Linked DNA regions of Homo sapiens: region 1 is linked to region 2. Evidence: chromatin contacts called from ENCODE Hi-C or POLR2A ChIA-PET data. All regions are on one chromosome and are shown on one strand. The core of a region is the stretch at or near the end of the contact, and the rest is flanking DNA. Distances in the headings are between cores, read along the strand shown. Region 1 overlaps SLC25A25 (solute carrier family 25 member 25). Region 2 holds the start of CIZ1 (CDKN1A interacting zinc finger protein 1).

What was found. A loop is a pair of places that touch in the nucleus more often than their neighbours do. ChIA-PET counts read pairs that join two places held with the same protein, here RNA polymerase II (POLR2A). Pooled maps may share reads with other maps.
Region 1: a pooled map shows a loop between it and region 2 (2.8-fold over the local background). The contact joins the enhancer-like site here to the promoter of CIZ1 in region 2. A Hi-C loop is called at or near these places in 4 of 50 pooled maps. POLR2A ChIA-PET finds 5 or more read pairs at or near these places in 6 of 52 experiments (BJ, H1, PC-3 and 3 more).

What each region holds. Positions count from the first base shown.
Region 1 is chr9:128,093,239-128,096,183 of GRCh38, reverse strand. The region is part of intron 1 of SLC25A25 (solute carrier family 25 member 25); the gene reads right to left. Among named protein-coding and RNA genes, the nearest start is that of SLC25A25-AS1, 24 kb to the left of the region's middle. Within about 2 kb of position 1,668, at least 37 of the 41 ENCODE cell types and tissues checked have a DNase peak (open chromatin) inside an H3K27ac peak, as active enhancers do; they include PC-3, where a contact is called at or near this core.
Region 2 is chr9:128,190,248-128,193,162 of GRCh38, reverse strand. CIZ1 (CDKN1A interacting zinc finger protein 1) reads left to right here and starts at 1,591. Exons shown (of 17, transcript NM_001131016.2): 1 at 1,591-1,731; 2 at 2,301-2,475; 3 at 2,719-2,834. The coding sequence starts at 2,306. RefSeq lists enhancers at 1-37, 38-553 and silencers at 1,441-1,608, 1,396-1,835.

The DNA of each region.
Region 1 (2,945 bases), core at 419-2,918, 97 kb after region 2:
GCTGAACCCTAAAATGCTGGTCTTTAGGAATGCTCACTCTACTTTATAAAATGAGATGTTGCCCTATTAAAAAAAATGCTGGTCTTCCTTTGTTAAATTATTGTTTGCTTCTGAAACTAAATTATACAGATCTGTTGAATATCTCATTTTAGTGATGACTGCAGTCATTCTAATATAAAAAAGCAAATATTTTGACTGAATAAGTTCAATTGGAGATTTCACTTTCTATTAAAGTATATTTTAAAAATAATTATGGCACATATTACTGTACCATTGAGTTTTATAATGTATTTAACAAAAGAAATCTGAGATTTGAAAATGATACTAAATAAAAGTGAAACCTGTATTCTTCTTCTTTTTTCTTTGTCTTTCCTAAGATGGAGTCTTGCTCTGTCGCCCAGGCTGGAGTGCAGTGGCGCGATCTTGGCTCACTACAACCTCCACCTCCTGGGTTCAAGCGATTCTCCTGCCTCAGCCTCCCGAGTAGCTGGGACTACAGGTGCCCACGAGCACACCCAGCTAATTTTTAAAAGGGTTCTAACTTATTTGCTGCTGTGACTGAGTCTCATGGAATGTCTTCATTGGATAAACTTCAATTGGCATTTGGTTTTTTAAATCATCCATCCTACTGAGTTTCACAGGTAACTCAAGACTCCATGTTCATATAAAAATGGAGAGTTCTACCCAAATAAGCCCATCTCTAGGTGCTAGTGTCCAGGACAACTGCTGTATTCCTGGAACTGCAGACTGTGGGGGCCCAGAGGGGCTCTGGGATCATCCCTTAATCTCCGAGTTGAGCAAACAGGCCTGGGAGAGGCGACCTGATTTGCCCAATTCCCAAAGCCTGTCAAGGGCAGGGCAGGGCCTTGCACCCAGGGTTCTTGTTACAACATCCACTTCAAACAGCACCCAAAACAGATTTTAGTATTCAGTTCCCAAAGGATGCCGGTAAGCCAGACAGTAGGTGATACCTCATACTGGAAGGCGGCAGGTGTGTGGGAAAGGTGTAACTTGAGCAAGTTGAGCCCTAGCTAAATACAACCAAAAACGGTGTTTGTGTCACAGCTTCTGAATGCCTCTGTGAGAACTAGATTATGGAGGAACTAAAGCAGGCCTCGGGTTTCAGCCCTGATGCTTCACACCGGCCTTCTTGACACTCCAAGATCTGGGCACAACGCGCATTGTGTGCGATGCCTCGCTGCTCTTTATTATTCTGACTTTGTGGCACAGACCCTCATCTGTTTCAGCTCCTCCGATGTCCATTCCTATGACTAGTATTCGGAAACAGTGACAGCAACACTAGGTCCCTTAGGATTCAGTGGCATCAGATTGCAATTAATCTATAAAGTAGCAGTTCCTCTCCTGAGCATCTTCTCACAGCAAATCTGCCAATGCCACCAAAAGCTTTCCTTGTTCTACCACTATGTTACATGCCAGAAGAAAGCAGGTGCTTCAGGTAAAGGCCGGAATACCATGAATAAGAACAGGGCAGGTACAGTGCCTCTGGGAGTGTAGCATTAGGTCAGAAAGTTCCTCTCCCCTCCTCTGCAATGACTCAGGCTGAGCCAGAAATATTAATATGAGGAAGCTTTGCCAGCATCCAGCCGCTCAAGCCCCACCCACCCTTAAGGCTCTCAAACCTCATTGGCGGCTGTGGCCACAGTGTCATTTGATGATCAGGTTGCCATGACAGCCTAGTGTAGCCAGTTTCCAATGAAACCTGCCTACACTTGGCAGTTACACACACAATAAGCAAAATTCTCTGTGCTTCCGAGAAGACAGCCCCTCAGGATTTGAAAGCTTGAATGCCGCTGAGGGCACCTCCCACTCCAGAGTAATGGCTTTCTTCTCCAACTGAAGATTAACTGTAAGACAAAGATAAAGGGAAAAACTGGAACAGTTCCTAGAATAAAAGCTTGCAGGAACCTGACTCACTAGCAGACATATTTAAACAGGGGAAGTGAGAGCAAAACAAAGTAGTGCTTCTGGGACACTGAGAAGCCCGAGAACCAAAGTGAACTTTTCTTTTTTTCTTTTAAACAGAGTCTTGCTCTGTCACCCAGGCTGGAGTACAGCGGCACAATCTTGGCTCACTGCAACCTCCGCCTCCTGGATTCAAGCGATTCTCCTGTCTCAGCCTCCTGAGTAGCTGGGAGTACAGGCACGCACCACCACGCCCAGCTAATTTTTGTATTTTTAGTAGAGACGGGGTTTCACCATATTGGCCAGGCTGGTCTCAAACTCCTGACCTCGTGATCTGTCCACCTCAGACTCCCAAAGTGCTGGGATTACAGGCATGAGCCACTGCGCCTGGCCTAAAGTGAACTTTTCAAAAATGTTTCCAGAACATTCTGGAGGTCCTTTTTGTGATTTGGTGAGGCCAGCCCCAATCAGCCAGTGATCACAAACCCCAAACACCTTCAGAGCACTGTTCTGGAAAAGGATGCGGGCTGCATCCATGTTCCTGTTACTCCAGTTCTTGGTCTATCTGCTTTGAGAGTCTATGCTTCTCAGATTTGCTTTCTCTCTGGCTTCAAGCCCAACCAGCTGCCCCATATCCCACTTGGGGCTCCCCCAGTTTGCAGCCAGCTGAACTGTCTCTCTTTTGGGGATCAGCCAGTAAAAGGTGTGGGTCTCTTGATTCTGCAGGCCAGGAACTAAGCTGTTCAGAACAGACAGTCCTATCCTAGGCAGTCCCTGGGGGGAGAGCTGGCAAGGGGGTACTGTATGATGCTGAAAAATAGAGCAGTTAACTGCTAAAGACAAAAATAGGTGATTTTAAAAGGAGCCGGCCATTCGAGGTAGTAATAAGGCAAGCAGGTCTATAGATAAAAGTTCCTCACAAAGCTAGTGCCACAGCCATTCCAATCTTGTCTAAAACAATCAAAAGGTACAAAGTGACACCCTCTCTTTGAATATTAAGCAAAGACATCTCAGGCATAACA
Region 2 (2,915 bases), core at 342-2,841:
TTCGCGCCTCTAAGTCCTAGCTCTTCCACGACTAGTCCAGGTTGAGTTAGGCTCCTCAGCCGCCGCCCATCTGCCGCAGAGCCAGTCCAGAGCTTTGGAGCGGCGCTCGTCACATGACTGCAGTGATTTATGGACGCGCGAATTCTGCTGCCCGAGCGCCCTCCGTCAACGCGCTCCGCCTGCCCGGGTCTGCGCGCCGCCAGTGCCCCCGCGCGCCCTGCCCGCCCAACGTCGGCGCGGAAGGCAGGGCGAGGAGTCGCCCAGGCTGTGACACGCACAAGGCAGGGAGCCACAGAAAAGGGAGCCGGAATTGCTACTTAGTCCAGGAGAGGTGGCTCACCCCTGTAATCCCAGCACTTTGGGAGGCCAAGGCAGGCGAATCACTTGAGGTCAGGAGTTCGAGACTAGCCTGACCAACATGGTGAAGCCCCGTCTCTATTAAAAATACAAAAATTAGCCGGGCGTGGTGGCCCGCGCCTGTAGTCCCAGGTATTCTGGAAGCTGAGGCGGGAGGACCACTTGAACCCAGGAGGCGGAGGTTGCGGTGAGCCCAGATCGTGCCACTGCACTTCAGCCTGGGCGACAGAGTGAGACTCCGTCTCAAAAATATAAATAAATAAAAAATAAATAAAAGAATTACTACTTAGTAGCCAAGGATTGTTACGGCGCGGGGATGGGGGGATACAGCGGTTGTTAAGGGGGTTCTTGGGGGCAGGACCATTTTAGGTGCAGGATAAGGGAGCAGGGCTCTGTTTTCCTCTCCTTTTCTTTTTAAAATTTTTACTTTTTTTTTTTTGACAGCTCTTGCTCTGTCGCTCAGGCTGGAGTGCAGTGGCGCGATCTCAGCTCACTGCAGCCTGTGCCTCCCGGGCTCAAGTGATCCTCTTGCCTTAGCCTCCCGAGTAGCTGGGACTACAGACGCCCGCCACCACCCTGGCTAATGTTTGTATTTTTTGTAGAGAGGGATTTCGCCATTTTGCCCAGGCTGGTCTTGATCCTCCAGCCTCGGCCTCCCAGAGTACTGAGATTACAGGCGGAAGCGCCCGGCCCCTAGGGCTATTTTTTGATAATTGGCCTCGACCCTCCTCACCTACTCCTTCCTTAGCCAAATCTACTGAGAAAAGACTTGGAGGGGGACTCTCCCTCCACCCCTCCGTGGGCAAACTCCTGACGGACTGTAAGACCTTGGCCGCCCTCTCGCCTGGCCTGGGTCCCTCGAATGAATGTACATCCGCCAACTGCGCGCCCCCTCTCACCGCAGCCCCGCGCGGGGCCCCAGGATCGCAGGACCGCGGCGGCCGCAGGGAGGTGGGTTGGGAACAGGAAGGAAGTCCCCCTCGATGCCCCGCGGGATGGCTGACCCTTCCGGGCGGCAGACGGACCTTGGTCTCCGAGCCTCCCCTTCGCGATGCGGAGGACGCGGGACAGAGGGTATGAGCCGCCCAGGACCCCCTCGCACCTGCTAGCGCCCCGCAGCCGCCCCCCAGCGTGACTTGTGCACTGGGCGGGCTCGGGTGGCGCGGCCGGAGGCGCCTGGACCTCCCGTCCCCCAGAGGGCGCTGCCCCGGCCGGCCCCGCCCGCATTTGGGCCTTACGAGCCCACAGGCCCCGGAGTAGCAGCGGGGAGGCCGGGAGCCCGCGGGCCGGAGCCGCCCGGCCGAGGCGTGGGGGCTGCGGGGCCGGCCCATCCGTGGGGGCGACTTGAGCGTTGAGGGCGCGCGGGGAGGCGAGGTGCGGGGCCGGGGGCGGCTGGGTCGTGGGGCTCCGCCTGCGAGCTGGCTGTGTCTGCGGAGGAGGCGGCTGGCGGGGTGGGAGCGGGCGGAGTGGGGCGCGAGGAGGTGGCGGTGGTGGAGAGAAGCCGTCCCACGGAGCTCAGGACCACGGTGACCGGGTTGGACGGGTGCCGATGTTATTGACACCCGGGGGCCCAGAGAGGGTTGCGGTATTGAAAAGGGGCTGTGAGTGAGGAAGTGATGGGCGCAGAGAGAGGCTGAGGCTGAGGGTGGGAGGATGGAGCCGCCAGAAATGGAGAGATGGAGGGACTTGAAGGAGGGGCTGTTGGCAGTGTCTGGGGGGCATTGGCAGGAGGGTGGTTGAATCTTGCCCCTAGCAGGACTGGAGGTAACTTGGAAGGATGGGCCAAGCGAGTGTGGCAGGCTCTTGGCAGGACTGGGAATGCAGCTGTGAAGCTCCTCAGCAGTCTCTGCGGGCTGTGGCTGCGGGGAGTGGCGGTGGATGGGAGGGGAGCAGGCCTGACTTATGGTGGGGACCCCTTGCCTCACTCTGCTTTCTGCCCCTAGCCACCATGTTCAGCCAGCAGCAGCAGCAGCAGCTCCAGCAACAGCAGCAGCAGCTCCAGCAGTTACAGCAGCAGCAGCTCCAGCAGCAGCAATTGCAGCAGCAGCAGTTACTGCAGCTCCAGCAGCTGCTCCAGCAGTCCCCACCACAGGCCCCGTTGCCCATGGCTGTCAGCCGGTGAGTTCCCCTCTCGGGCGCGATGGCTTCAGCCTTGCTACTCAGACCCATGTCTCGGAGCTCCCGATCCCCATCCTTTTTCCCAGTGCCATCCCCGTTTGAGTCCTGGAGATCACCAATTCCAGCCCCAAGGGGTCCTCTGTCTACCACAGAGTGGGGCAGAGAATGGAGGTGAGAAGCCTTGGGGAAGAAGGAAGGTCTGACTTTCCAAATAACCCTCTGACACCCCCTCCCAACACACAGGGGGCTCCCCCCGCAGCAGCCACAGCAGCCGCTTCTGAATCTCCAGGGCACCAACTCAGCCTCCCTCCTCAACGGCTCCATGCTGCAGAGAGCTTTGCTTTTACAGCAGTTGCAAGGTATGGATGGCCCCAGGCCTCTTCTCAGTCTCTTTTAGTGGTAGCTCCCTAGCAGCGCATTGCTCTAAATCTCAACTCCAC